Regions from separate parts of the Homo sapiens genome. Here region 1 is linked to region 2. A link is a loop called in an ENCODE intact Hi-C map of the cell type or tissue named here. Cell type or tissue: breast epithelium. All regions are shown on one strand. Each heading gives the region's core, and the rest is flanking DNA. Links, peaks and the distances in the headings are about the cores only.

Region 1 (15,978 bases), core at 2,971-10,970, 53 kb after region 2:
GTTCGCGAGGCTTTTTAATTGCTTGCAAATGCATTTTCTCTGTACGACTATGGAATCCGTGTTGCCTGTCGGCTGCAAGGCTAAGGCGGAATACAGATCCGTGTTAGGCTTTTGACAAACAGCCCAGGGGGCGGGGTAGGGTCGTGAAGGAGGAGGTTTTGAAAAAAAAAAAAAAAGAAGAAGAAAAAGAAGAAGAAGGAGAAGAAGAAGAAGAAGAAGAAGAAGAAGAAGAAGAAGAAGAAAAGAAGACGAAGAAGAAGAAGAAGAAGAAGAAGAAGAAGAAGAAGAAGAAGAAGAAGAAGAAGAAGAAGAAGAAGAGGAAGAGGAAGAAGAAGAAGAAGAGAAAGAAAAAGGAGTTTAAAAAAATCAATGACAACCCTTAAACTAAAATGACTGCAGAGTCTGTCAGAAATGTTAATTTCCCCTAAACATCCTAAAGTTATTTTAAAAAATGGCCTGCCTGGCCCGGCGCGGTGGCTTACGCCTGTAATTACATCCCAGCACTTTGGGAGGCCGAGGCGGGCCGATCACGAGGCCAGGAGTTCGAGACCATCCTGGCTAACACGGTGTCTACTAAAAATTTAGCCGGACGTGGTGGAACGCGCCTGTAGTCCCAGCTACTTGGGAGGCTGAAGCAGGAGAATCGCTTGAACCCGGGAGGCGGAGGTTGCAGTGAACCGAGATCGCGCCACCATACTCCAGCCTGGGCAACAGAGACCGTGTCTCAAAAAAAAAAAAAAAAAAAGCCTCCTTTTCTTGTTTGCAATTAGGTAACGTTTTACGCAACGTGGCACTTCTGTCATAGAAAGTAGGATGGGTGTAGAATACCGAGAAGTAGAAGAGTTGTCAAATTTGATTACTTGATCATTTATTAAGAATTATCAGATTTGATAACTGGAAAAGGGAGGGACCTTTCGAAAGAGACCCAGAGTCGGCATCAGCACAGGCCAGAAGGAAAGGAAGCAATCACTGGGAGGGGAAACCTCGCGCGTCTGCACATGAATGCCCGTTACCATGCCTTTTCTCTCCGAATATTCCGATCCATACAACTGGATCAAGTTTTCGATTGCTGTCTCTGCCCAGAATTGCCCTGGTGTTTGGAGCACTTTTCTGTCTTCATCTCGACTAGTGAAGAATAAATGAATAAACTAGGGGTTGGTTTACGGCATGGTGAACCCAGCATACTCTTCTTTTCCACCACCTGAAGTATTGCCCCCACCCACTCACCAGAGCTCTTGGGCATTCCCCAAGAGCAGTGACTGAGTGACTAGGAGAGGTTAGGAGCTTGGAAGAATCACACCACAGGAGGTCCTTGGACTAGAAGACGTTTCTGAACCATTAGAATCCGAAGTGACTGTGAAACTTAGACCCTGCTGTAAAAGGGCCCTGAAGGTTCCCTCTGTGGTTGTCTCTAGAAGACCCCAGGCTGAGTGCCTCTCGGAAGCCTACCAAGTGGAGGCACTGAGACGGTTGGGGATTCTCAAAATGGTGGAAGGGGGCCCGAGGGCAGATGGAATAAAACACCACTAGATAAGTCGCAGGAGTCCTTTGGTTACTATGGATTCTCTGAAGGCACCTCTGCTCTTCATGTTCATCCAAAAAAGGAGTGAAAGGGCAGAAGCTGGAAGCAGTAAGGAGAGGTGCTGATTTTCATACCTACATATCTTGTTTTGCTTTGTGGAATGAACATCATTCACCTATATGGGATCCTTAGTGCCCCACTGTTCTTTCAAAGACAGGGTCTTTGTGACCATGGAAATTGTTTCCTATTGTGTAAATTCATGTCTGGTTATACAGCTGCACCTCCCACTGGAGCAGAACATGCTAAATTTCATTCTTAGACAATGTACACACATGTTTGCCTAAAAGGCATAAGTATAAGAGATTCAATCCCATCTCTATCTATCTTTTGTTAAAAAGGAAGGAAAGGAGGGAAGCAAGGAGGGAGGGAATAAAAGAAAAAAAACAGGGAAAGAAAAAGAGAAGAAATGAAGGAAGAAGAAAGAGAGAAAGAAAAAAAAGGGGAGGGAGGGCAAAAGGGAGAGAGCAAAGAAGATATTCTGGTTGATTCATGTGTCTAAATACATCCAAGAAAATATTTTTGTTTCAAAATGCCCAAAATAATTCCAATAATTATTCCACTTTGCTCAGTATTATATAGGCAATTTTGTGGGAGAAGTGTATTCAAGCAATAAAAAAACAAAATCAATTTGCAATAGCAAAGGAAACCCTAAGTACCAAAAGAAAGAGAAAAAAAGAAAGAAACCTGAAGAAATACATGTTTATTAAAGCTAGGGATAGGCATGAGTTCGTTTGTAATTGTTCACCAACCTCAAACACACAGTGGAGTGGCAAACTCTTTCAGTGAAGATGTTTGAGATTGGGTGAAAACTGTAAAGATGTTTGAGATTGGATGTTGAGATTGGAGTGATTTGTATAACGCTGGCCTAGAAGCCCAGGAAGGAATTTGCAACTACCCCAAAACTCTTCCAGCTCTGGATTCTAACCAAGACAATAATGATATATATATATATAAAGATTTCTTTGCAGATTCCTAAAGTGACTGCCATAAGACATTCCTTCCTGGCATGTGGAGCATGGAACCAGAAGGAAGAACAGGAGAACTAAGTGCTGAGGAACAACCTTTTCAGCTTTTGGGGTGCAAGGCCAGCAGCGTGTCCACCATGCTCTTGCCGGCTATTTTGAGTGACTGACGCCGGCCTGGCCTCTGACTGAGGCTGGAATGCACACCACGGGTTCCCTGTTGGAGGGGGCCCCAGGCAATAGTCACCAGAGTGCTGTGGCCAGTTAATTCAATTATGCCACCCGCTGGAAAATGAGTGACCAATCACTCTCTGGAAAAGAAGTAAAACAGAGAAAGAGGAATCAACTTTGCTAAAAAGCCCAGTCTTTGGGTCAAGTCAGACGACACTTATTAATTGCTCAAGACTATTAATTGGATGGGGGGGTGTCTGACAGAAATGAACGCTACACACACACACATCACATCACACACACACACACACACACAGGCACCAAACACACCACACACCTGCCTCAATGAGTTTCTTTAGAAAAGGGGCGCGCTGAGCAACCCCAGAGCAGATGGAAGGGAGCGCTGACCAATATGTGCATATGGCATGGATGATTTCCTCAACTTTGTTTCTTTCAGGGGAAAACAGCTTTTTTATTTTTTTAAGTTGGAATGAAGTGGGAGGGAGCAGTTGGCCAAATGAAGTTTCCCTGCAGTTCAGATGCTGGTGTGGGAAGCCAAGACATAGGGTTAAGAGGGATGCTTTCTAAGGTAGTCAAGGGCCCTGGCAAGGGAAATCTCAAAACTAAAAGAGAGCCATTTTATCCTTCCTGCTTCATTTTCCTTAAGTACAAATGAAAGGGTCTTTTCTCACTCTTCAGGATCTTTAGTTTCCCCTCATGTCCACAAGAGTTCAACAAGCATGTAAGTTAAACCCTGGACACTCTTTGTTTGGATACCTAAAAGTCACTCAGGAAAGTGAACCATGAAAGTGGGGTTAGGGGGTGGAATGCGATGATTGCCAGTTAGTTGGTGATGTCCTGATGTTCACAGGGTCCAGGCTACTGGAGGTCATTCCATGGGGTGTACTCAGTTCAAGGCCAGAGCTCATTACCGAGAGTATCATAAAGCTATATCTTCTGAGTGCGGTGGCAGGGGTGAGGGGGGCTATGTGTGGCTCTTATTCCAGACAGGGACAAACATGTGGAACAAACACTCTGGGCCAGCAGGCAGAGCAGGCGGCCACATCTTCCTGAGCTTCCTCATTGTTGTTCCCCGGGGAGAGGGTTTTGTGTCTGCTGCCTGGACCTAAACTGGGAAGAGAAGGTACCGTCACCTTCAATGAAGGTGTATCTGACAGTAGGGGTGTTGGAAAGGAGATTGCAACATGTCTGAGAAGGGCTATCCTCTTCCATTTGACCGGGACTAACTGGGAAGCCAATATCATCCACCAGGAAAAGCGCACCTGGGCATTCCCCAAGATAACCTGCAAGTCCTACATATTCTTCCAGGGAATGGTCTGCACTTTCCCAGGGGCAGGGGTGCCTGAGTTAAGGTCGTGGGGGCAGTCTCCATCTCCCAGAGATGATTAGTTATTTTCTCCGTGGGTAAGCTATGGAGGCCCCACTCAGACCTGGTAAACAAAGACTCCACTGCAAACATTTTTGGGATTCAACCCCTAGAGCCAACAGCACTCATTTTACCCCTTTTACTTAAAGATTAAGTTGGATATTCTTCCTTTTTGTCATCATTGGTCTCTCAGTCTCCTTACTTCATTAGGCCAAAATATGGAATTTCAAGGAGGGGTGGGAGGGGGGCAGCACTGGCACACCTTGAAATAGGGAACAAGTGTTGGCTGCTGACCCCATGTGGGGCTGAAGAATCGTGTATCTCCATTTCAGACAATGCATTTCAATTCTTGTCGTGTGCCTTTGTCCATTTGTATAAAGCAAAGAGCTCTGAGTGACAGCCCCAGTTAGCCTGCATGAGCAGATCCTAATAAACCCTCCCAAACCCCAACCTAAAAAAAAAAAAAGCCACATGCCTGTTTGCCTGAGGCTTATTATTAAGACACCTTCTCAGCTTAAACACTTAAAAGCAAACCAAATGAAATGGCAATTAAGACTGAATTACCCCTTCTATCTATGAGATGAGTCTGTGGGGCCAGCCAGTTCTTTCTTATAATGTAGACACTGAGGAGCAAAGCCTCAGTATTTCAGGTTTATAGCTACCACCACCCCCTCCAGGCACTAAACAACTTGGTGGAGGAAGCTGAATTTTGAAGGAAGGAAAGCTCAAAAACTGTTTGAAAGTCAAGAAATCCACTGAAGAGATGGAAATATGTGTGCACTGCTTCCTTCCTGCCCTCTATTTATAAAATATAACTTCCAAGCATTTAAGGGTTATTTTGGGGGTAATAGTGTTCAAAAACCTAATGCTACTGCTGAACGGTCTACACCCCACCACCACCAGCAGTGTTTCCAAAAGGGAAGAAGAAAAACACAAAAGAGGGGGGATATGGTTTGGTTTGGGGAGTGAAAGACAACAGTTTACCTAAATGTAGAATCTTGTCTTACATCTTTATTCCCTTGCATTTTTCCTAAATGCATTGCCAGTTACACCATTTCCTGATGATGGAAACTTGGGACTGTCCATCACCATTATTTATTTTTAAAGCTGCTGAAAAGTGTAAGCCACCGCTTGATTTTGCCTTTCAAAAAAGGGGAAAGAACCCAAATTCAATGTAAATATGGAAAGACCAGCATTGTTTCCACTTGGGCGAAGGCAGACACCCCAATCTGGGCAAAATTGATTCGGGTGGTTGTTGGAAAAAGCAGCTTTCAGCATCCAGGGAGTGGAACCAATAGGAATGAACACTTCCCCATATAAAAGGAAGCTTTAATTAATATATATTTCTATCTCTAATATACATATATTGGAGCTAGAGCTCTAGCTTCACAATAAAATGTGTGCAAATACTCTCCACAGAGATAAGTCCCCACCTCAGTCGGTATAGAAAAGCATGATAAAGGTTGGAAAAAATGGATAAAAATGTTGAAAGAACCTCCAGTTCCTTATTAGGCGAAGATACAATATTTATTCCTTGTCTCCTGGGATAAATCTCTTCTGCCTATTGTCCTCCCAGTTCTCAGTGCTGATGCTTAATTTTCAAAACTTCTATATTACCAAGGGACCTACGACATCAGCCAAAGAAATACTCAGCAAGTACAAAATCTGTTCCAGGGAGCTGCTTTTGTGCAGAGGGAAAATTTTGTTCCTACAGGTTTTTAAGTGGGTACGAGGCAAGGAGCTATCTGATCCGGGCAAAACCATTACAATTTAGATATCTACCTATAGAACATTTTTTTTTTCCTTTAAAAATTGGAAAATACAAGAAGTTTGGATTTTTTTTTCCCGATTCTTTTTTTGGAGGGGGAAATTGCATCGTAAGCTTTCGGAGAAACCCAACATGTCAACTACCTTTCCGGGACTAGTCCACGATGCCGAGGTATTATTACTTTTTTTTTTTTTTTTTTTTGAGCGCGCGTGTGTGTGGCGGCGGCGGCGGTGGCGGCGGTGGCGGCGGCGGTGGCAGCCTCCCCTGTCTCTAATCTATATTGGACCGTTACGTTTAATTATAATCTGTCTTTCGGGGGAAGTTAAGGAAGGAAAGGGGAGAAAGTTCGTTATGACATCTGTCGCCAGGGAGGGCAACTCTCTGCCACGTTAAGAAACATTTGCCATAATGAGCGGGAAAACATAATCTTAATAATAAAAGGGGGGAGTGAAGAGAAAGAGATAGAGACGGAAAGAAAGATTCTCAGAAAAGCAAAGAAAAGGGACTGGTGGGGAAGCAGTAGATGCACAAGGGGGATGGGGAAAACGCACCCCTTTTGGAATGGGCTTATTCAAGGAAAGGGAAGCAGAAAAGAGGGAGTCGGATTCCCTCCCTCGAATGACTAAGGAAGGGAGCAAGTTGAACGATTTGCACAGACTGGATTTTTTAAAATATATGGACAATGATTTTGAGCAGCCCGGGCCGAACATCTCGGCATAGACAGGCGCAGAATTTCGATGCTGGGGTCTAGTTAGAGTGGCAAGGCGCCCCGGGCCAGCGCTCTTTTCGGGTGGACTCGTTCCTCTGCTACCCGCGGCCCCGGAGTCAGTTGCAAACCTGGATCCCAACGCCAAGCTCCCTGCACAAGTTGGGCAGGGGCTGTGTGTGTGTCTGTGTGTGTGTGTCTGTGCGTGTGTGTGCGTGTGTGGTGTCACCCGCACCTATATAGGGTGGGGGATTTTTTTTCCGCTCTCTCGACTGTGAGGACGAGGCCGCCCACCCCCAGTTCGCCTGTTTGCAAAGGCTCTCTGGTGAAGACGCTGAGACCCGGCTTCGGCTCGGCCCGAGTCCTACGCGCTCGCTTTCCTTGGAGTGCCAGAGAAAGCTCCTGGCTCCGGGAGAGCGGCGCCTTGGTTGCAAAATGACAAACCTCAAGTTTTTCTGCTCTCCCTTTTCCCCCTCTTCCTTCCAGATACGTCACGACGGATCAAACAGCTACCGTTTGATGCAGCTTGGCTGTCTGGAGTCAGTAGCCAATTCCACTGTCGCCTATTCCTCCTCCTCTCCTTTAACTTACTCCACCACCGGCACCGAGTTTGCGTCCCCCTACTTCTCCACTAACCACCAGTACACCCCGCTCCACCACCAGTCCTTCCATTACGAGTTTCAGCACAGCCACCCGGCCGTCACCCCCGACGCCTACTCTCTGAACTCTCTCCACCACTCGCAACAGTACTACCAGCAGATCCACCACGGGGAGCCCACCGACTTTATTAACCTGCACAATGCGCGGGCGCTCAAGTCGTCCTGCCTGGACGAGCAGAGGCGGGAGCTGGGCTGCCTCGATGCCTACCGCCGCCATGACCTGTCCCTCATGAGCCATGGCTCTCAGTATGGAATGCACCCAGATCAAAGACTCCTGCCAGGGCCCAGCCTGGGGCTGGCCGCCGCGGGAGCAGACGACTTGCAGGTAAATAAGCATGCAGCGAATTTGTCTGCTCCCTCCCCTCTTCGCCCTCCCCCTGCCGCCCCATTAATGCTCCGACTGTAAAGCGTCTCTCTTTCTCTCTCTCTTCTCCTCTCTCTCTCTCTCTCTCTCTCTCTCTCACACACACACACACACACACACACACACACCACTTATGGAAAGTTATCAAAACAATTAGAGGAGGAGTGTGCCCGTTCTCTTCCTCTCATTGGATCCAAGCATTTCACCTGGAAGTGCGGGAGTCCGGGCGGCTGCGGCCCTCCATCTTTGGTTTGTCCTCACAGAAGTCTTTTGTGAATCAACATTTGTGACCCTGAGGGGATGAGGTGGAGGAGATCGAGGAGTCTGGGGTTGGGCCAACCGGACTCAGAGTAAGATCCAATAAATTGATGACCAATCGTACCCTCAATCTCCGCACTTTACAGGGTCTTCCGAGGCGTCCCAGGTGTTTGTCTCAGACTGAGCTTGTGGAGATCTTACTACAAACAGGCTTGTTCTAAGGAAATTGTTGGGACCCTAAGCTTGAACAAAAGTTTCACCAAATACACTAGATATCTGTGGAAAGTAAAGAATCGCAAATGAAAGTCTCAAAGTTCTACCCCAAGGAAATAATCCGCACAGTGCACTTTGCCAGGGTGTAGGGTTGAGTTTAATTCTCTCCGCCTGACGTGCACTCAAAACCGCAGCCCAGTTAGGTAATTTACAAGTTTATTTTTGCTCTTCCAGCCATTACATTTTACGTAAAATGCACCTCCTTAAAAAGATAAAAATGAGGCAGTAACGGTAATGAAAGAGGGAAAAAATAAAGAAGGAAGGAAGGAAGGAGAAAAGGAAGGAAGGAAGGGAGAAAAAGAAGAAGGAAGGAAAGAAGGCAGGTATTCAGACACTGTGGAGGCCATCACTCAATCAGATGATCTCTCTTCTACTTTATTTCTTAACACGTGTTTGCACATTCTTTACCAAAGATAGAATTTATAATTATGCAATTATGTTGCCATAGGCATATTTCAAACAAATGAGCCCACAAATACCCAGAAAATAATTCAAAAGACCCATAGTTTTAGCTCCTTTTAGCTAAAAGTGCAGTTCTACCTGTGAGTTCCTACTTTTTGTGTCTGCACAAAGCTGGCCACCTTCTTCACACTCTCCAGGACAAATAGGGAAATATTCTAAGAACATAAGTTGGAGACGTAAGAGATCCCTTGTTGCGCACAAAAAATCTTTCCTCCTCATTTACCTTTGAGCAAGAGATTATTTTTAAATTAAAGTGAAAGCCCTTACAGTCCCAACAAAGAGCCATAGCAGTAAGACCGGTGCACAAGAAAAAAGATTTGGTTCCATAAACCTTGACTTTCTACATTTATATTCACAAAATAATTTTATACGCTCAGGGCATTTTTACATTTTTCACAAGGATCCCCTTATGTCTCAAGAGGGAAAAAAATCTGCCATTCAGTGCTTAGCTCAACTAAAACCTATTTACTCCTTTTAATAGCCGCGTCTGCTGCTGATTTTTTTGTATCTGTACAAATTTTTTTTCTGTGCTAGGCACAAAGCCGAGCATTTTTCAAAAGAGCGGATTAGAACATTTGCAAGCACTAGACAAAGAGCGAATCCCGTGCAAAAGGACACCGTAGTTTATCCAATTTTCGACTTAGTGCCATTCAACTGGTCATTTATGCAATGTCATCCGACCAAACAACATGTTTTACTTATGAGGGGAAAAAGTTTGTTAAGTGAAGAAACCAAGATTCGTTTCTTCTAAGAAAATAAACATTGTAACCGTGCGCCAGAGAGTGGGAGGGAAAGTGATTCACTGCTTTGGAGAGCTTTGAGACCATTTATCATCTACATTTCAGATATTTTGAAAGCTTTTCTTCAGCCTATCTCTTTTTCCATATACGAATGTCCTTTTTCTCTTTTATTACTCATACTGAAGCAAAATTACTCATACTAAGGGACACAGTCCAAGATACTAGAAGAAATATAGTACTGTGTGTGATATACGTTTATACCTTTACATAGATATATCCATGTATGTATATATCATAATATATATCCATCTTTATCTATTTAATCTATGAATGCTATGTAGCAAGTTTGTAAATCTGACAAGTTATTTTCTTCCACTGTTCTTGCTCCAAGTTGGCAGAATGAAAAAGAAAGAGTCATAGCTACTTTTAAAACAAGAAATGGGGAGGGAGTGTGTGGGAGAAACCCGTCTCTCTCCTTTTATTTCTTCCTTTTTAAAACATTCATCAGCATATGCCTCATTTCAAATGCAACAAATGTAAATATACTTTTCCCTGCACAGAATTTTAAGTGAAAGTCCAATGGTTTGGAGGGCGGTCTAAGTCTGCCTAACAGATGCAAACAGTCTTGTGGCTTCAGTTCCATCTTTGAGTCCCCTAAAAAGATTTGCTATGGCCAACAAAGGAAACTGTCACACCTTTTCCCATCACCGCTTTAATTTATGCTCAGTCTCCAAGTTTTTTTTTTTTCATATTGATTTGATAATCACTTTAAGGCAGAACATTTAAAATAAGAAAGAGCTTGTGAGTAGGTTGAAAAGGGGGGTCTTACAGGCCTGCCTCAATATGGTGAAAATGGGGAGGCGAAAGGGAGCCAGGGTTGTAAAGGTTGTTTTGTAAAGTGGGTTTTTATTATGCACCGACTCTCTCCGCATTTACTTAACTCTTCACGGGCTGTTGGGTAGGTTAACACCCTTCAAGGCCTCTTTCATGTCCAATACCTCGTTTGTTTGTAAAGGAAAATGAGCCTTTAACACATTTTGATTTGGGAAAAAAGAAAACGACAGACAGGGAGAAATTTTTATTTTTCCTAATCAAAAATCAGCAAACTCTTTCCATCTTTCCAGCTCTAGGGATTCCTCAATCCATTAGGACTTTGAAGGCCTACAGTGAGTGAACCTGAAGATTTTTCCTTCATACGGCCCATTTTGGGTAGGATTACAGGATGTTCCTACATTTGGGGTAAAACAGAACCTCCATAAGACATCTTGTATCCTGCATATGAAGTAGCTCCTCTGTGTCCTCAAGAAACCCACAGTCCCAGACTTGACACTCTAGGTGTAATTTGCTCTACTCAGAAAGTGCTGAGTGTACACTGTCTGTATATACGCTGTGTGCCTTGATGGGGACTCAAAGGGCTTCTCATTCTCTTATGCCAAGATGAAAGACTCCCAGGCACTTTGAAGTGTAATATTGTATGGTGATGTAAAATGCATACCTTAAGATTTATACAACTTTTAGATTGTGGTTTTTCTTGCAATTTTTTAAAAAATTGTGTTTGCTGGCAAGCTTGCTTCAGCTCAATGCTTGCTTTCAAATGTCTACTGAAACAGAGTTCAGGGATGGGCTAGTCTAAAAGACTTTACCTACGTGGTCATGCATATGAGTATCCATTTAAGTAATTTTATTTCTGTTTCTTTTATTAAGGGCTCTGTGGAGGCCCAGTGTGGGCTTGTTCTCAATGGCCAAGGTGGAGTGATAAGAAGAGGTAAGTAACAAGTAACAACATGTTAACCCTAGACATTCTTCTCCTATCTCTTACTTTGTTTAGAAGATCTGGTTGTGCTCAGATTCCTTTTCTGATGATTAAGAAAACAATTATGCTTAGTCAATTATTCTAGTCCAACACTGGCATATCCACATTAAAAAGCCTCCTTTCTTTCATCAAGGTTTGAACCCAGGCTATGCCCATAAGACTTGTGATAGGAGATATTTGTTGCTCCTCACAGAACAGTGACAGAATCAAAGTTAGAGGCAGAAGGAAAGACAAAAGAAAAAGACAGAGAGAAAGAAAGAAAGAAAGAAAGAAAGAAAGAAAGAAAGAAAGAAAGAAAGAAAGAAGTTTCTCACACCCTCTTCCCCCAGCACTAATACCACATCCTCCAGCAGAATTTCTGGTCTTTTTAAGCCCTAAATGTGCTAGCCACAGCCTGGGTGTTTGAGATGATGGTGTTAGCTTCAGGCTTTTAGGGATTCTGTGAAAGGCTAGATCATTGAGGCTTCAGGGGAGGCTAATGAAACACCAATATTGTAGCTGCCCTTATTTTTCTAAGTGTCCAGGACATTTCTTTCTTTAAGGGAAGGTGGGAGGAGGAGGTGGTGTTAACTGTACTGGATAAAGCTTTCTTGTTCCCATCTGTTGAGGGAAACATCTGAATCCAGAGTTACCCATGGAATTGGAAGGTGGGGGAAGGCAAGAGGAGAGGAGAGAGCTGTTGCTTTCAGCTCGGGCACTAAAGGGGGCTGCATCTCAGATGTTCCATTTTGACAAAAGGTTTTGAACTATGACATTCTCAGAGCCTTAAGGCAGTGCAGATTTTGCTAGCTTCCCCTACTTAACTGTACCCAAAGCCTCTGAAGTTTATTTTTCTAGCAAGCTGAGTAACCCGAGCAGCACACAAGGCAAGAGGGACCAGCTGTTATCCTAACTTCATACGAATTAATAAGATGTGGTCTATTCACCAAGACTAATTCCTGCTTCAGGGCCACAGTTGTCTGCAGTAACAGAACACTAAAAACTGAGTCTCTTCTGATGGGACCAAATAAGTGTCCTTCAGCCCTTCTCCATCCCTTTGAAAGCTTCTTGAAAGATTTGCTTTTCCAGATAGAGAGATGTGCTGGTAGAAATCAGTTGCTTCTTTCATGTTTAAACTGCAGATTTTACATCCCAATGTCCAATGTAAACTCCATTTAAACTGAGGAGGAAAGAAAACAAAGGGTGCTTTCCTTTTGGAACTTGGTTATTGTTTTAGTGGATGCTGGTAGTTTACATTAAATTTAAAAGAGCTGCTCAACACTTCTTGTTTCACCCTATGGAGATTAAAACACACACACACACACACACACACACACACACACACACACACACACACACACATATACGTGGTATAACTCCACAAAGATTTTTTAAATGAGGAATATTAAGCTTGCCAGCCACGCTGGTACTCAGACCTATTGAAATGGAATAAAATAGGCCCAAGACTGATGAATATTGAATGCACTGTGTTGGAGGAGGCAAAAAAGATTTACACAGTGAACAGGGGACCAGGTGAGATGTGCTGATCAGGGGTCTGTTGGGACGGGTAAAAATAAGGTGAGGCAAGAACACTCAGGGCGCTTAGAGACTTCGGTGGTGCTGAAGGACAGCGCCACTAATTAGGGACGGGAGCCCGCTTCTCCCACAGCCGGCCTCTTGCTACTGCAATTTTGCATTCGCTTTCACACTTGACCAAGATCACCTTCTGAAATGCTTGGAAACTGCATCTGAGCGTAAGATACCTGACAGAGGGTGGAATTACTTGAGGCCGAGGAGGGAGTTAGAGAGGAAGAGGCTTTGGAATCAATTGAATTTCTGGGGAGAGATTTAAGGGACACCCTCTCACCCCCTCACTCAATTCCCAAGAAAGGCCAAAGCTCTTAGGTATCTCCAAAATGTTAGCTACCTTATCAGAGCCACAGAAATTATCTTCCTTAGGTGATGCTTTATTATTCCTGTAGAATTCGGTCCCTATTCGTTTCAACTAAAAATCATCGTCGAATCTGCTACTTGAAACCAAATATTGATGTCATATGAGACTAGTGAAGCTCCAGAGAGAAAGGGAATGTAATTTGGGGTTTACGTCTGTCTTGTTTGACTAAACCCCTCTTCATAGGAATTCAGATTTTAGCTGCTGAGTTTATTCCATTTCCACGTGTCTTAGAGAAAGGCCAGTTAACCTAGTTGAGCCTTGGAGAGGAGGGTGTGTGTCTATACGTGTCTGTTTATTCTGAAACAATCAATGTTCATGTCAATTTACAAGTGGATAGCAGGGAAGTGTATTCCCAAAAGAGGGCGTATATTTTGCTGCAGCCTGCCCAGCCCCTCATCTCAGAACTTCCTTTTACAAAACCCTAAAGAAGCCTATTTTCTCAATTGTCATGGTAGTACACAGGACCCCTAATATCAACAGCTCAGACTACTTGTGTTCACCAAAAATCAGGAAGACATTAACTCAAGTGCTGCTATACTGCTATACTTCATATAACCCGATACTGTCTAAAAGCTAAGAATGTCTGTTTCTTTTCCAGCTCATGCTTGACCCACCACATGAAACATGATTTATTGCAAAGCACAATTTTTCACCATTTTCTCTTTTCTGCTAAGTTCCCGGATTAATTTACATTTCTAATGGTTTCTAGAATGTACTATGGGAGGGAAAAAAATAGATTCCACTTCCAAAGACCCCAAATGATGTTCTTGAAGAAATATGGGTGACTATGTACTTTACATGAGTTAATCAGGGACATTGTCCTGGTTTGCAGTGGCGTGGAGGGCTTGGGCATTCTCAGTTGTTCTTCACATTTGGTGACTTCAACTTGTAAAGAACAAAATAGCGTCGCCCTGACTCATTTTGTTAAGTGGCAATTACATTATTTTAGCCTGTAATGAAGGCCCGATAGCCAAAGAATGCGTGAAAGAGGGGGCAGCAGCTAGGTAATTACCACCTAGATAAAATATTTGCCACTGCCTCGGAGGCGCAGCTCCCTGCGTGCTGACTCTCGGTTAATGGTGTACGCGATTTTGCCCGCAGCTCCGGCTCTCCAACCATCAGAACCAATAATCTTTACTTTACCCTGTGCTCGCGTATCGATAGCTTCTTTCGCCTCGGGCGTAGGCTTTGATATGTTAATATTACTGAGTAGCAAATTCTGCAGAGATCATATTAATGTTGTACGTACAGAGTGGAGCTTTGCCTTCGTTGAATATTCAGATATCGGGTTTCAAAAGGCATCTCTTGAAGAAATGAGGCTTCTATTTACAGGAGTCGTCTGTGTTTTTAATCATTAAAAAAAGAAAGAAAATCTCACTCTTTTTTTCCCCCCTGAATCTTCTGAGGCTCCCTTATGGCCGCCTCCCCTTTGCCAGACACCGGTCCCTTTCATTTCCTGCTCTGAGTATTTAATAATAAGTGAACAATGTTGATGACGATGGTGATGATGAAGCTCATAATAAATGGATCCATATTGGAATCGCAGGGTGGGGGTACAAGTGGGTAGTGGGCTGTGGACCTCAGAAGTGGGCTAGATGAGAAGACCTAGCTTTTCCTTACATGGGTGGAAAGTGACATTTTGGCCCTGGTCTGTTTTGTGAAATCGAGATGGCAACTAAAAAGGGGGGGGCGGGGGATGGGAGAGGAAAAAATGAAAAAAGTGAAGAGGGGAAGCGCCCTTGTTTCGCTTTGTGATCATTCTGCCTTGCAGCCCCAGGCTAATTTCAGAAGCTTAAACACTGCGGTAGCCTCTGGGCCACGCGAAGAGGGAGCGGACCCGGCCATGGGCAGGCAGGAGCGCTTTCCTGATTGCCCGTGGCTACACAAAATACAAACTACTTTGAATCAAAACATTTTGGAGGAATTAATATGATCTGAACTCTGCACGTTTTAAGAGAGTTTGAGTTTGTCAGAGCGCTTAGAGGTGACTGGCACGCCAAGGCAAAGGCATTTACGCCGCGGTACAAACATTGTCAGATCTGATTTAATTTCTTTAAAAAAAAAATTCCTTGAAATGGAACCTTAGCTTCAATTGCTCAGTCTGCCCATAACAGAGTAGAAGGACCTGATCGCTTTTCCCTTTAGCCGGCCTCAAGGCCGGCAGCAGGCTGCTTGGCAGGAGGAAGCGATTTCCTCTGCTTCTCTGGGTTTCAGGAAGGCCCAGAGCCTTGGAATCCGGGATGGAGAAAGCCGTGGATTCTTTCAGCAGCTCCTGAAGGAGTACAATTGGAGGAGCGTGGGAAGCCTTGCTCTTCTTCCTTTGTCAGTACTCTTCGGATTCCAGATGGATTACCTGGAATCACTACTCTCGCTAGCCAAAACTCATCTCTATGGTTCATCCATTATGGGTGAAGATAGAGCCAGAGATACACCTCAAGCCTCGCCTGCCTCCTTAGTCCCCAGTGCAGATTCTGCAGGTTTGAAATTCAATCTCCTTTATATGAAATCTAAAACTCTTGTACCAAAGCATCCAGAAGCATGATTTGTTGGAAATCTTTGTGGGCGTTGGGGGTTGTAGAGGGAAAGAGGTAGCTTTCCCACAGCCTACAGCCTTTTCTCTAATTTCTTTAACTGCTTTGAAAATCAGCAGAAACCAAAACACTTTTTGCACTGGGGAATGGGGATTAATCTCCCCCCAACCCCCGCCATACACACACCCTAATATACACCATTACACACCTACCGCCACATTAAACCAGCGAGTCTCTTCACGCACACCTCTCTTTTGTTCTGCCTGGAATCTACAAAAGGAGAAGCTCATTCGGCCCTGGTAATCCAGCTATACCTGTAATGTTATACCCTCCCCCCAAACAATTCGCTCCTTACACATCATCAAAGGC
Region 2 (15,978 bases), core at 3,214-11,213:
AGTTTTTGCTGTATTAGTTCAAAAGAGAGCTGTTTGTTTAAAAAAGAGTGGCACCGCTTCCCTCTCTCTGTTGCTCCCTCTCTTGCCAGGTGACACTCCTCCCCTTCCTCTTCTACCATGATTGGAAGCTTTCTGAGCTCCTCACCAGAGGCAGGTTCTGGTGCCATGTTTCTCTTACAGCCTGCAAAAACATGAGCCAAATAAACCTTTTCTTAAAAAAAAATAATTACCCAGCCTCAGGTATTCCTTTATAGCAAAGCTAACAGACTAAGACATCTACCCCAGAAAACCCAACTAAAATTAAATATTTTCAACTGATTCAGAGTTAGCATGTTGTATTTTATTGACTGATACACTGTCAGAGGCACTAAAATAAAAAATCACGGTCAATCTTGTTACTTTACATAGTATATTAAAGCTAGCTGCTGTAATAGGCAAACCTATAAACAGGTGAGAAAGTTTATTTTTCATTCAAGTAAAAATTTTAGGTGGTATGTCAAGTGAGAGTGGGGCTGGAGATGAAAGGTGAAGCTTCTGCTTCATGTAGTCGTTCAGGGACACTGTCTTATGTGTCTCTGCTCTCTTCAACATGTGACTTCCATGGTTGCCTTGGGCATCGACATCCAGGCAATACTTGGAGGGAAGAAGGTGAGTGGAACATCAAATGCTGATACTGTCATTAGGCAGTTGGTGGAATTATAATTGCTAGCAGTCAAAGTAATTTGGACAAACAAACAGGGAGAATTCTCACCACTTTTCTATTTAAATGATATCATGATTTGTAAGGAAAATATCTATTTTCCCTACAAGGGAACTCAAGGGTTTCCATTTAGAAATAAGGGTTTCCATTTAGAAATAAGTCTGGTGGAGAAGACTTTTATACAACGAATAATCACCTCTTACTTTGTGATCACGTTTGTCACTTTACAAATGAAGGTTTGTCACTTGAGACTTTAGAATGGTTATTGTCATTTCTCAGTGACAGAAGATGCAATGTATGTACCCTGCCACCAGGTGGTGGTTCCTCTAACATGTGCTTTGAGAATAAAATTAAAACTAGAAATGATTTCTCATTTAATTCACTGAAATATAACTTTCTATGCTGTTTATATTTAGCTATTTTAATAATCAGATTTAGCCTGGCATTCTAAGATCTCTATTCTCAGTCTCCAGTTTATACAGAAAAGCAAATCTATAAATCTAGTGTGATCACTATTTCTCACGTTTTTTTCTCATTATACGTTTGTGTATTTTTTTTTCTTTTTAATCTAGTGCTGGCCTAGAGCACCTAGCACATAGTAAGCCTAAATCAATGCATATTTTAAGGTTTCACTCATTTATTCCATTTATCTAAAATGCTTTAGCACTTTGTTCATAAAAATTCCTTCAGTAAAAATTAAAATTGGATGTCATTTCTCCCATGATTGTCCAAGTAAGAGGTAATATCCTTCCTCCGACCCAAACCCGGGTAAGTGCTACGTTTTTGTTTTTGTTTTTTGTTTGTTTTTTAGCGCAAATGTAGCTCTTATTCACTGTGTCCAATTGTAGCTTTTAAACCTTATTCTCCCATCTTGATGTCCCATAGTCCTTAGCACAGTTTTTGGACATTCAATGACTATTAGTTGAATGGATGCATTTTAATACCGCATTTTAGAAAAAATTGTAAAAGGAAATTCCTGCAACATTACTATTACATTTTTATTGGTCCTTAACTTTTCCTTTATCATTTCATCCTGAACTCTAATTTGAAGTCAAATTCCCTACATTGTAGTTTAAAAGTTATTGAGAAGCCAAGTCTTCAAAATTTAGGCCAGCTGGTATCAATATTTCTTGAGGTATTAACACTTTGTCTTGGGGCAAATTTTTGACCTCTTTCCAGGTTAGTCAAAAGGCAGATTTTCTTTTGTCTGACTTACTAAATGAATCAATTAAACTTTTTTTCTAACCAATCCTAGCTCCATCTTCGCCCATGAGCCTCTCTTCTGACTGTTTAAGGTTACTTTTAACATCTAACACCAGAATATTTAAGAAAAACATTACTATTTTATTCATCATTAAAAGAAAACATGACAAGCACTCACTATGTTTTTCTTTCATTGGAATTAGTAGCTAAGTGACCTTGAACTATATGTCCAATATATCTTCCTTCAGAAACACTCTAGCAATAAATGGATTTTCTAACCTGTCCTAGTACTGAGTTCCCAAAACAGTTTCCTGAAGGAGTTTATGCTCTTCCTAAAGAAGAGAACATTTTAAAATAAAGCTATTTTAAAATGAGGTTTAGGGATGGAAATTTAAAGCAGTTTCATGACAGTAACATTTATCTCTTTTGGCAGTTCTGATATTTATGTATTGGGTTTTCTCAAAGCTAGGTCACCTTTCTCTGCAACCATTTGGTCTGTTTTAAAAAGTGATTTCCTAAAGACCAAAGACTACCCTATTCTACTTAGAGTCCAGCTTCACACTGTTAGAACTTAAAATTCCCCAGACTCTAATGGCAGAGCTGCTTTAGGTCAAACTACCGCCAAATACAGCTGCCTAGGCTCTACCCTCAAAAAGGTCTCAGTCTTCACAAGGGTTAACAGCACCAGTTATGATGGAGTCCATAGCTGTTTCATTCAAGTGCTGTGACTACAGATCCCTATGCCAAGGTCCCAGATGGTTTTGGTTAGGTCTGCAAATACTCAATTGGGCAAATATTTATTCAACATTTAATATGTGCCACATATTGTATTAGCTCCAAAGATGCAAAGTTAAACAAGACATGATTCATGCCATTGAGAAGTTTACTGTAAATTGGTCATTGCTTTACTGGACTTCTTGCCTGCATTTCTGTGTTTTTCTAGGTCCTTGACCTTTAGACCAGTGTCATTTAAATAATTGACTTTCCAGACATCCTGCATTTTAGAGTGTTCCAGTGCTCCCTGTTGGTATAATATGTGACCAAACATTTGTCTTATAGTCTTTATCCATTGAAATCTGGCACTCACCCAGCCGAAGGAATAAAAATAATTAATAAATATTAGATAATAATATCTGAGCTCATGATAAAGCTTACAGATTTTTCCAAAATAAAAAGGAATGTCAGAAATCATCTAAGTCTGCTTCTCATGTTCTTTAATGTGCATAAGGATCAGCTGGGGATATTGTTGACATCCAGATTCTGATTCTACTGAATCAGAATCAGGTATGGGGCCTGAGATTCTGCATTTCTAACAATTTTCTCCTGATACCGTGATGACACTTATGCCAGCAAAGTCCTTGGACTTTTCCCTGCTTCTAAATGAAGGCAAAGCCATGAGAGATGAGCAAGATCCAGTCAATATGGTCCTGGACTCAGAAAACATTATTAAATGAATTCAGTCATCTAGTACAAGAATTGTTTGTTTGTTTGTTTATTTGTATTTTAAGGCAACAGAAGCATTGGTGGCGAGGCACTGGATGAACAGAGCTCTTGTTACCTTCTCAGGACATAAAGTTGAAGAAGGTTAAAACAGTATGGCAGTTTGTCAAAAAATTAAAAATAGAATTTGATGATTCTGTGATTCAGCAATTCAACTTCTGGATACATACCCAAAATAATTAAAAGCAGGGACTTGAAGAAATATTTTTACATCTATGTTCATTCACAATAGCCAAAAGGAGGAAGCAACCCAAGTGTCTATTAACAGATAAATAAATAAAATGTGGTATGTGTGTACAAAGCAATATTAGCCTTAAAAACGAAGGAAATTCTGACTCATGCTAAAACATGGTTGAACCTTAAAGACATTGTGCTACATGAAACGAGCTCACCACAAAAAAAAAAAAAAAAAAAAAATTCTGTGATATTGTTTATCTAAAGTACCTAGAGTGATCAAACTCTTGGAGACAGAAAGTAGAGTAGAGTGGTGGTTACCAGAGCTGTTGTGAGAAGGGAATGAGGACTTACTGTTTAATCCGTACAGAATTTCGATTTTGCAAGGTGAAAAGTATTCTTTGGATGAATGGTGGTGATGGTAGCACAACAATGTAAACTTAATATGTACTTAATGACATTGAACCATGGTTAAAAAGAGTTGAGATGGGAAGGTTGATGTCATGTGTATTTTACCACAATTAATCCTTTTAAAAATTAAAGAAGGCTTACACAAGGGTATGAACTATCCAGTGAAATAATGCTAGGGTATCTTTGGAACCAGATTTGTTTTATGGAGGTTCAAGTTCAAACCGTCAGCGGAGGAAGTTATAGACTTTTCTGTTCACTCAATTTGGACGAAAAAATTGACTGCTGGTGTGACTTGTACCCAGGATTATGGGCTATATTACCAATTTCTTTGTAGAACATAAAGGTCCTATTGTTGTAGAGACTACAAACAAGAACCCAACATATCTGTCAGAACGGTAATAAAAACTACCCTGTACATCTGCAATCCTAAATTTTATGTCCTGGCCAAAATTCTCTGGTCCTGTTTCCTGGGATTGGTAGCCACAACTTTCTTGGAAAGTTGTTCAACCAATGGCAAAGTGTCTTTTTTAATTAAGTAGATTTATTAAATAAATCAAATCCATGTTAATAATTTTGTGCATAGCTTAATTTGCAGATTTAGTATTTAAACTGTTTGTAAAATTAGATCAATATCTTTAAGATTCAGCCTTGTGATTTAATAGTAAATGTGGATGCTTAATTAGGTATGCAAAATACATAATTAAATAATTTTTTCACCTTTCTGATTTCAAGTTGAAATGTATAAGATCATTTATTTATGTTTCTAAAAATTCTTGAAATGATTCCAAGAACTAAACATGGTTAAGTGTATTTTTTAATTTTAATTGTGAGATATATCAGAGTTCAGTACTTGGGAAGGATGTACTTGCTGGGTCAAATATCTGAAGTATTTATAAAAGAAAGTTGAATATATTTAATTTATAAATACAGTTTTAAATGTTTTAGAAAATTAAACTAATGAACTTTAAATATGGACTGATTACCAAATAATTATTAATTATTATTATTATTCTGTTCTAAGTTGATCAATCATATCCCCCTTGGAACTGACTGCTAAAATTCAAAACATCTGAAAATTAAAAGCTTAAGAAAAACAAGATTTGGGGTTTAATACTTTAATAAATTTAGTACAAATTTAAAAGCTAAAGAAACATCTAATTCATTTATATGCACAAAAACTGCTTTAAAATCACTAAAAACCTTCCACTGGCATTCCTAGATCATCTTAGATGAACAACCAACCTGTTTCACAGGACCAGGAAAATAAATTTCGAATACTTGTTTGATGAAGTTGTATAACCTATAAGCATTTCATTGCTCCACATGTGGTGGTTGTGCAGCCAGGACAGATCAAAAGCCTTGAGGCAATACAGGGACCCCAAATAGCCTACCTGGTCATATGTTGGGTCATGGAAAGAAATGCTAAGAAATTAATTGTTAATGCCAAGCTGGGTATAGGTAATCAGGTGTGTAGCATGAAAAGGTTGACAGTTAGAAATCAATTATGTAAATCATAGTTGAGATATGGATGAAATATCAATGCTTGAGCTTGCAGTGAAATAGAAGCAAGACAGATAATCCAGAACCCTAAAAGCAGACAAGAAGCTGCTTAAAAGCAAAGAAAATAGTGTTCTTGTTCAGTGCTGTATCTACAGGCTTTCAGGGCAGGGACCATGTCTTGTTCATCTTTTAACTCCAGTGCCTAGCATAGTTTCAAGAATAAAGCAAATGCTCAAATATCAGTCAAATGAATGAAACACAAGATAACGAAGCTTAAAAAAATTGGTAGGCAAAAACTAATAGTTAGGAAAAGTAAACAAAATGAGTGTATAAAGACTTTAATAACAAAAAGGAATCAACATTCTGCCCATTGATCTGCCACTTAATGTGGTCAGCATAAATTTAACAAGTAATGAAAATAACAGGATAATTGGAGGGTTTGTGCATAGAAGTTGCTTCTGGTAAACAGATAATATTCCTAAACCAAAAGTAAGTCTTCACCGAGTATTTCTACAGACATTCAGCATGCAACCTTCAAACCTTCACATGTCTGGAATAGTAGAGATTACTATTTCCTTAGACCGGTGTTTCTGGGAATGTGCTCTGTACACTGTAAATCCATACCATAAATTCATACCATAGATGGAATGGCAATAGGTGTAACTTGAGAACTGCTTCTTAAGCAGTTCCTAAGCCTAAGGTATTCCACTTTAGCTAACTAGCTTTTCAAACCCTCCTGGAAGAGACTATATCCAAGCTCTAAAACAAAACAAACAAACTAACAAACAAAAATAGGTAGGAATAGATGTTACCACCTTTCAAAAAAAAGCCACCGGGGGGGGGTTCTCCTATAAAATCCACTGTGAATTTTAAAGGGAAAAATGCAGTTGTTTTGTAAAATTATGGACTCTTTTTTTTTTCCTAAAATACCTTGAGAAAATAATGCTTAATGGAATCTTCTTGGTCTCTTGAAGCCAAGCTCAATTCAGATCTGAAAAACAAATAGCAAAGATTTTTCATGGGACCTAGTAGAAATGTGGCTTTGTAGGATGTCTTAATGTTTTTGTTTCCTTGTTTTGCTTGTTTTTATGTTTATTTGATTTCATTCTTGGCAGAACTCCCCTTGTAAAGTACAACTATAAGTTAACATGCAACTGCACAGAGATTATACAACCAATATTTAAGGCGATATACTACAATAATAGATAACATTTGCATGCTACTTTTACAGTTTTCAAAGGCATTTCCTTCCTTTGAGTCTCTCCAACATCCTTGTGAGACAGTCAGGGCACATTTCCACCAACAACAGGAAAACTAGGATGTGACTTCTTATACATGAGTCACTTCTCAGCTCTAGTTCCTTGAATCAGAGGCTAGACTATGTGACCTATGTTTGAGTTATGTTTGTTATCAGCTGCAAAAATGTTTATTCTCTTCATTTATCAAGTATCCTATAATGTAACCATGATGACAAAATTGAAATGTGATTTGAAGAATTAAATTTTTATTGTTTAAAAAATTAACAGGCAGAACCAGTGGGATGGTAATCAACCTAGCACCTTTAGTTAGAATTTTCTTCATATGAGTTCATTTCTCATCCAGTATATGCAATGTAATACTTCTCTCACTTATATGTACTTTATTTTCTAAATCAATTCTCTCAACCTTCAAGCATCACATAATCAATCAATCAATGAAACCAATTCCTCTCATTGGTCTACCTCTTAAACATTGATTTAGCCAACTGGTTCACCAAAAATGGATCCCAAAATTATTTAAAGATTTTCTCAATACTTTTTCTTTCTGAAGTCTTAGTGAACTTTCAAAACAGCTGATCCTTTTTCTCAGGTTGTCAGGGTCAAAACCAAGAAGGATCCTAAATTCTTGATTCACCAGATGACCAAATCTAAGTCACTCACTAAACAACTCTTTGTATAATGGATATAACAGGAAAATTTTTCATCCCTAAAGTCCCAAATCAAGTTGAAAGTTACATCCGTTGCACATCTAAAGGATACTGAAGAAATGATAGATGCTGATGTAGGTTTCTCAGCATCTGAAATTATTTTCTACAGTTTATAAATATGAAACTGTCAATGTTTACAGAGAAGGAATCTTGTTTTATTCGTCTATTTTCCAAGTGCTTAGTACAGTGTCTGGCCCAAAATATGGGTTCAAAAAAGGCTGATTATTCTTATTATCTCTTCTGCCTGACAGAAATAAGTAAGTTTCCATTAGTGTTTGACCCAATCCCAGCATGAAGCTGAGGCACTGGGAAATCTGTCTCCATGATACATAAAATTATTTTTTCCAAAATATTCAGAGCATCAGATTAGCTAACAACATATGGGCCAGAGATAAGAGAGCACCCATCAGGGTTTTGGTGTTTTGGTTTTATAAAAACCTTGAGAAATTTTGTTTTGAAGCTGATATTTTCAAAAAAGTTCTTTGAATTTTTTAGAACATTTCAATCACTGCTTTTCAAGGGAAATTTTAGTAATTTTTTTCCAACTGAATGGGAAGCTGTGCTATGCAAACAACAAAGATTCTTTTCTTTTGAAAATTATTCATGTTCTGCTTCCAGGATTGTCAGGGAAATTGAATTTTTTAAAAAAACTTAACCAAGCAGGCAATCAGAGTTATATCATACTAGAGACAACCTAAACTCTGAAGTTCACAAGCTTTTTTTTAATTTTATTATTATTATACTTTAAGTTTTAGGGTACATGTGCACAATGTGCAGGTTTGTTACATATGTATACATGTGTCATGTTGTTGTGCTGCACCCATTAACTCATCATTTAGCATTAGGTATATGTCCTAATGCTAGCCCTCCCCCCTCCCCCCACCCCACAACAGTTCCCGGTGTGTGATGTTCCCCTTCCTGTGTCCATGTGTTCTCACTCTTCAGTTCCCACCTATGAGTTCACAAGTTTTATGTTTCCTTCTAAGCTTGGGGCCCATGTTTTTCAGATGAGTTCTTGAGTTAGCCAAATAAGCTTGCATGACCTGTAGCCAAGTTTATTTTCTTTTAATAGATGTCTGTATTTATTTTTACAAATTTTCCTTTTCTTTCTTTATTCTCCTGTGGGTAAACAGTCTTAATTTTCATGTGTTTCTCAAGAATAGAGCAAACCCACATTTGGCATGAAGCTACATTCACCATTTTTTTCAGAAATCATTTCTTCATTCTGTTTTGTTTTGTACATTAAGAAAAGCTGTGCATAGTTGTATGTTATTGTCCATATTTTAAATACAAGAAAAGTGGCATGGTGTCACACAGCTATGATTCAAATCTAGGACTTTTAAACTCCAAACCTAATTGAGTTCTACTTTCTAGTGATAGAATAGTTACTGCACCTAGAATAGTTATGGCAGATGTAGGTTTTCAGACACTACTTTTGGGAATTGTGACTCAGTAGATCTTACTTGGGCTCAGAAATCTGAATTTTTAACAAGCATTCTGGATGACTCTAAAGTAAGTCATCTACATTCCAATTGATTGGATCACATTCCAATTAAGATTTAACTACACCTGTTTTCTCTTTTCTGCCTCATACCAACAGCCTGAACTCCACTACTGGTCACCGCATAGTATGAACCAGAGGAACTCATTTTCCCATTTGAATCCTGGTTTTCTTAGCTGATAAATGGAAATAATTATAATTTTCTTACCCCAAAGGATTAATATAAAGATCAGATAACATGATAGGCACTGCAATGCTTATATCAGTAGAATGTGTTATTTTAAAACAGAGTACTAAAGCAAATATTCTGATAACAGATGTAAAGCACAAATCATATTTAGATGCTTTAATGTAGGATTATCTGATCACAATATGGTAAAAATAAATATTCAGTTTATATTCATAACTTCTTCAATTTACTAAGCCCTCATCCATAATCACTATGCAGTATAGAATATCCTTTATTAATTTACCCATTCCACTATCTCTGGACCTATGCACACACATTCACACATTCTAGTAAGGACAGTATCGTCAGTGTCTCCCAATTCAGATATGCGCATGTGCACCAACTAACACACACGGTTGCAACTGCTAAGTTAATGGCAGATTTTTCATGGACTCCATTCTACATTTCACTAAAAGAAAAGAGATAACATCTCTTTTCAAGACAATGCAGATTGGTTAACATGAAGTACCTATGACCATCACTGACACTTCCACCAACCACAAGGACATTGCAGGATCAAGGTGTTTTTTTCCTCAGGTGTATGAACTTCCATTACCCTCCCCCAGGGAGAAAAACAATTGGTATGACAAAAGAGACTGACACTAACGGTCACAGCTTGATTTCATGGTATACCACATGGGATTTTTCTAAAAATGAAGAAACTTTAGCATTTTCTTGTTATTTGGGGCTACAATGCCATAAGCCTTCCACCTATCCTGTGTCGACTTTAAAAAGAGCAGACCGGCTGGAAAACAAGAGGTAATTTGCATGTGAAGAATAAACAAACAGAAGTCTGCAGTATGCCATCTCAAAAAAACAGAATTGATGTCTTTGTTTAGAAAAAGTGGAGCAACGAAGTTTAAGAGAGGAAATAGCAGGCTAGTAATGCACCATCTTTCACTTTCTGTTCTCCTAATACACATCTTAAATAAACCTGACTTGATCTCCCTACATCATCAATAGCCTTCTCTCAGTCCTCACTGATCCAAGGCTTTTCCTCACCCTAATACATCAATGCACACAGCATTAGTTTTTTCTAAATAATGAAATTACCATCTCCCATTGCACTTCAGTCATTAAGTTATTTTATATTTTATAGCATCAAGAATATATCCCTCTGTTGGCCAGGCACAGTGGCTCATGCCTGTAATCCCAGCAGTCTGGGAGGCTGAGGCAGGTGAATCACCTGAGGTCAGGAGTTGGAGACCAGCCTGGCCAACATGATGAAACCCCGTCTCTACTAAAAATAAAAAAAAATTATCCAGGCGCAGTGGTGGGCACCTGTAATCCCAGCTACCTGGGAGGCTGAGGCAAGAGAATCACTTGAACCTGGGAGGTAGAGGTTGCAGCGAGCCAAGATCGCACCACTGCACCCCAGCCTGGGAAATAAGAACTAAACTCCATCTCAAAAAAAAGAAAAAAAGAATATATCTCGGTCTGGTATTCATTGCCTTTCATAAAGTTTTTCTTCTGTCAAATTTCCAATAATTCCTTGATTTCCAATCTACCCACCCCACTACCTCTGTACCTATGCACGCACATTCACACATTCCAGTAAGGTCAATATCTTCAGTATCTCCCGATTCAGATATATACATTTCTGCCTCCATATTTTCACTAATATTCAAATCTATCAAAAATTATTTAGTGAGACTCTGTGCACTTAAGTGACTGTGAAAGGTTTGGAAGGAAAAGATTCCAAAAAGTTTCAAAAAGCTGGTTTATAATGGGGTGGCAAGACACTTATTTACTCACACAGATAAAGATAGATGATAGATAAACAGATACATAGATACAGAGATAGATACATAGATACATAGAGAGATAGATATAGATATAGATATATATGCATGCCTGCACACACACACACACACACACACACAAACACAAATACATGTACATATGCATAGTATATATTTTGCAGAAAGGGCTGCTTATGCAATCACCAAAATCAATTTCCTATTTCTCCTGGACACACATTTATTTTCCTGCTGGAAGGCTGGGAGATGAATGTATGTCTGAGTTCTGGCTAAGGATGTGTGGACGCACGTGATATATGTGTCACATATATCATGTGTCACATATATTAGGATGACATATTTAGGCCTCGCTCATACAAAGCTTATAAGCATCTGACTCTCTTGTTTCTTCTGTCTTCTACTAGCTGCAGAAAATCCAAGAGGATTATAAGGCTCTGGTACAGTCCTGCCTAATAAAAATATTACATGTGCATTTCTAAATGTTCTAATAGCCAAAAACAAAAGGTGAAATTAATTTAAATAATGAATTTAATTTAATCTACTTAATTCAGGAAATATAAAATATTGTCATTTCCACATGTAATCAATAAGAAAATTATTAAATCTAAATTTTCATTTTTTATACTGTCTTTAAAATGGGCATATATTTCACACTTCCAGTAGATCTAATTTAGTGCTAGCTACATTTCAAATGCTCGATAGCCATATGCAGGCCAGTGACTACTATGTTAGACAGCATAGCTATAGGGAATAGTGGAACACTGACCTGGAAGGCACCTGTGTCTCTGAAACACTTTGTGGATGTCCATCCCCAAAACACTCCAACTATTCTATGAGCAAGGCTTATACTTTTATTTTGTAAATCTACTGAGATTTTTAAGTTGATTAATTCAACAGCTTATCCTATCTAATACTCTCTTATTATATAAAAACCTATGAATGATAGTGCACTTTGAGATACTTCTACCACCAAATCAATGGCACAGACACAGAACACTACAGTAGTAGAGGAGATAAGATCTCTGTGGCCTGAGTAGCCCTGGGTGACTTCACAACAGAAAATAAAATTTGAAATAAGAAAAACTCAAATAGCCAGGCACAGTGACTCACATCTATAATCCCAGCACTTTGGGAGGCCAAGACAGGCAGATCACTTGCGCTCAGGAGTTCAAAACAAGCCTGGGAAACATGGAGAAACTGGTCTCCACAAAAAATACAAAAATTATCTGGGCATGGTGGTGCATACCTGTAGTACCAGCTACTCGGGAGGCTGAGGCGGGAGGATCACTTGAGCATGGGAGGCAGAGGTTGCAGTGAGCCGTGATCGCACCATTGCACTCCAGCCTGGGCAACAGAGCAAGATCCTGTCTCAAAAAAAGAAAAAGAAAAAAAGGAAATCTAAAATAAATAAACAGGTCATGGAAGACATTCCAGGAATGAATCGAGAGAGAAAAGTCATGTGCACATAAAATTTTAATTCACAACAAATTAATCTCTCAAAGTATAAGTTTATGTAACAGAATTAATAAGATTTTGGTAGAAGATGTAAATTGAGACCACGTTGAGATAATTTTAACTGACCTACTGAATGGATTTGAACTTTGAACTTTAATCTTCCTCAAAGAGATCTCATAATATCACTTTGTTATGCAATAAATACATATTTTTTTTTCATCTTGCACAAAATAGTCTAGTGGAACTATGGTACTTAAAACCGATTAAGGCTGAAGTGATTTAAAACAACAAAGTCAGTTTTAAGACACTTAATACTGGTTTTGGCAAAAGAAAATTAAGTGTGAAGTAAGGAGTTTGAGAGGGGAAAAGGGAGAAGGCGGAAAAAAAGCATATGGAATGTATCTGTTATTTACCAAGTTCATTCACATTTAATCCTCCTTAAAAATGTTATGGGGTAATATTTTTACCAATGCAAAAGTAGGCTTAGAGAGGTGTACCAACATCTAGGTTTTCACACATAGTATGGGCTAGACTTGGGATTTAAACCTAATTTCATTAATCTTTTTATTCTGAGAAAGTGAGCCATTGACTAATAATTTGGCCTTAATGTATACCCACGTTTGGGAGCTCAGAAGAGTAGTAGAATGTTTGGAAAGTATGATGTGGAAGAAACAGTCAGAAATATGAAGAAAACAGAAGAGCAAAATGTTACTAAAACCAAAATGAAAGCAAATAACTTTAGCTAGTATGGACAAGAGGATCAAAACAGTTTTCTTTGAATAGAGAGCAAATGTGTGCTTATTGATAGACGAAGGAAAATCAGGCAGAGGTCAGGACTGGTGATGTTAGAGAGAACAGGGATAATTAAGGCAGATCTCTTATGCCATGTTTAGTTTTTTCACTTTTTCCTCCTGTAAACTCAAAGAGAACTTCATAGCTTATGTAACAGACTCAATATTGATCCATAGTACAATAGAAAGAGTAGAGAGGGGATATATAAAATGCATGTATATAAGATTGGAACTAGAAGTAGCCAAGTGAGTTAGACAAGTGTCCTAACTGTAATATTCTTTAGGGCTAACCCCAAATGTTTGAGTTCTCCTTTGGTGCACAAAATAGGATTTTACTTCCACACTCCCTCTGACATTAGACATGGCCATGTGATCTGCTTTAGCCAATGAAATATGAGTGAAGGTGACAGAAAATCTGTAGGAGCCTGTGCAAGACTCATATTTCCCTCCCACTGTCACAGAAGTGTATAAATTATCAAATGGGATCCATAACTCTGACCAATAATTATCAAATAGAGAACATTTATCAAAGCACTTGTTGATTGTGAGGTGTTGCCTGTGTATGTCTGTGATGCGCAGATAGAATGTCAGGTTTTTGGCTGGGCACGGTGGCTCATGCCTGTAGCCCTAGCACTTTTGGGAGGTCGAGGCAGGTGGACTGCCTGAGCTCAAGAGTTCGAGACCAGCCTGGTCAATGTAGCAAAACCCCGTCTCTACTAAAAACACCAAAATATTAGCCAGGTGTGGAGGTGCGCACCTGTAGTCCCAGCTACTTGGGAGGCTGAGGCAGGAGAATCACTTGAACCAGGGAGGCGGAGGTTGCAGTGAGCCGAGATCACGCCATTGCACTTCAGCCTGGGTGACAGAGCAAGACTGTGTATCAAAAAAAAAGTCAGGTTTTCATATGGCAAGTAATCATCCTAGAAACTTTCAGTAATTACTGGATGTGGTACAACCTATTGTTAAGGAAAATTTACAAGCCATATCTTATATTACTTTTACTGACAATGTGAGGAGCCAGTAATATTAGATTGTTAAAGAATTTTTATTCTTATTAGAGTATTATATTCAAGTCATTTATATTAAAGGTATCTAATATCACATTAGCCTCCATTTTTAAACACGTAAGTAATACTCATTTTTAACAATGACTTAAATAAGATATTTATAACCCAATTTTCCTGACAAGTCCAGCTGAAAGCTAAAAAATAGGGTCATAATTCCAATAAATATTCAAATTTTAATAGATCAAACTCCTATATATTTGATGTCTAGAATATGGTTGCTCTCATCATTTTGGAAGTGTCTCAAGGTGTTGTCATAAATGTACTCATAAATGGCACTTATAGTGCTGCCATGTAACCTCCTCTTCTTTGGCTATTGAGAAATCACCATTCCACTGACCTTGGCAATGCACATGGATGCACACAGTTGCTACTTTACTCTGGCTTGGAAGAAGAAAGGGAAACTGATCTCCCATTTAGTACTCCATATCAAGCCTGGCTTGAGTCTGTGTCTCAATTTCTCTGTTAGTCAGGATAAGCTAGTTAAAACTGTGTTAATAACCCCAAATTTCAATGGCTTACAACAGGGGACAGCAGAGTACAGCCCACAGATCAAATCTGGACAACTGCTGGTTTTTGTAAATAAAAATTCACTGGAACACAGCCACATCCATTCATTTTTGTATTTTTTCTATGTCTGCTTTTGTACAAAAATGGCAGAGTTAAGTAGTGGCAACAGAGATTGCAAAGCCTAAAATGCTTACTATCCAGAACTTAACAGAAGAAAATTTGCTGGCACCTGGCTTAAAACAACAAAACTAAATATCGCAATAGGCCAATATCAATCACATGTCATCAGCTCTGCTCCACATCATCCCAGGCTAATGGAGGCTCAACATGTGGACAACGACTTGTAACATAGCAGCAGGAAATCACCAACAAACTTGTAAATGCTTCTATTAAAAAGGGACATAAGATACTTTTGCTCATATTTCATTAATCAAAGTAAAGGATATGACCATACCTCACTTCAAAGAGGTATAAAAATGTAATTCTGTGTTGTAGCTAGAAGAGAAACAGAAGTATAGGTAAGCAAACCTAATTATTTTACTATTCCTCACAACATAGAAAATTTAAAAACTGTAATTTTTTTAATTTTTTTACAGCTTTATTGAGGTATAAGTGACAAATAATAGATAAACTGCACCTATATACAGTGTACAACTCACATATGTATATCTGGATACCATCAGAAACAAGAAACATGTTTATCACTCCCTGAAGTTTCCTTATATTCCTTTGTATTCTTTATTTCTCTCAGCAAAGTTTTGTAGTTTCCAGTGTACAAGTCTTTCACATCTTTGTAAAATATATTCTACTTATTCAAATTTTTTGATATAGTAAGTCATATTTTTTATTTTAAATTCCAATAGTTCATTACTAGCATATAGAAAAAAACATTTTCGTATATTGATCATTTACCCTATAACATCTCTAAACTCAGTTCTAGTATCTCTTTTGCAGATTTCACTGGATTCTCTACATAGACAATCATGTCATCTATTAATAAAGACAATTCTTCTTCTTCTTCCTTTCCAATCTAGATGACTCATATTTATTTTCTTCCTGAGTAAACTTTGGTAGTGTGTATATTCCAAGGAATTTGTCAATTTCATCAAAGACGTCAAGTTTATTGGCATAGAGTTGATAATATTTCCTTATTTTTCCTTGAATATCCGTACAGCATTAATAACATTACCTTTTAGATTTCCAATAATGTTAAC

The links. Peaks named below come from ENCODE experiments on the same cell type or tissue, not always from the same donor. Only the 100,000 strongest peaks of a DNase experiment are listed, where the experiment ranks them.
Region 1: a loop joins it to region 2, with 21 times the contacts of the local background. A loop is called at or near these places in 4 of 110 quality-filtered maps.

Annotation. Positions count from the first base shown.
Region 1 is chr6:50,708,054-50,724,031 of GRCh38, forward strand. It overlaps TFAP2D (transcription factor AP-2 delta), which reads left to right and starts at 5,473. Exons shown (of 8, transcript NM_172238.4): 1 at 5,473-6,041; 2 at 7,063-7,560; 3 at 11,037-11,097. The coding sequence starts at 6,003. RefSeq lists enhancers at 1-316, 7,207-7,737, 9,478-10,471, 15,660-15,978 and a silencer at 12,623-12,917. In breast epithelium, for the core only: no CTCF peak of the experiment used is centred there; no DNase peak of the experiment used is centred there; H3K27me3 peaks cover 7,011 bases.
Region 2 is chr6:50,655,027-50,671,004 of GRCh38, forward strand. No RefSeq gene overlaps it. Among named protein-coding and RNA genes, the nearest start is that of TFAP2D, 51 kb to the right of the region's middle. In breast epithelium, for the core only: no CTCF peak of the experiment used is centred there; no DNase peak of the experiment used is centred there.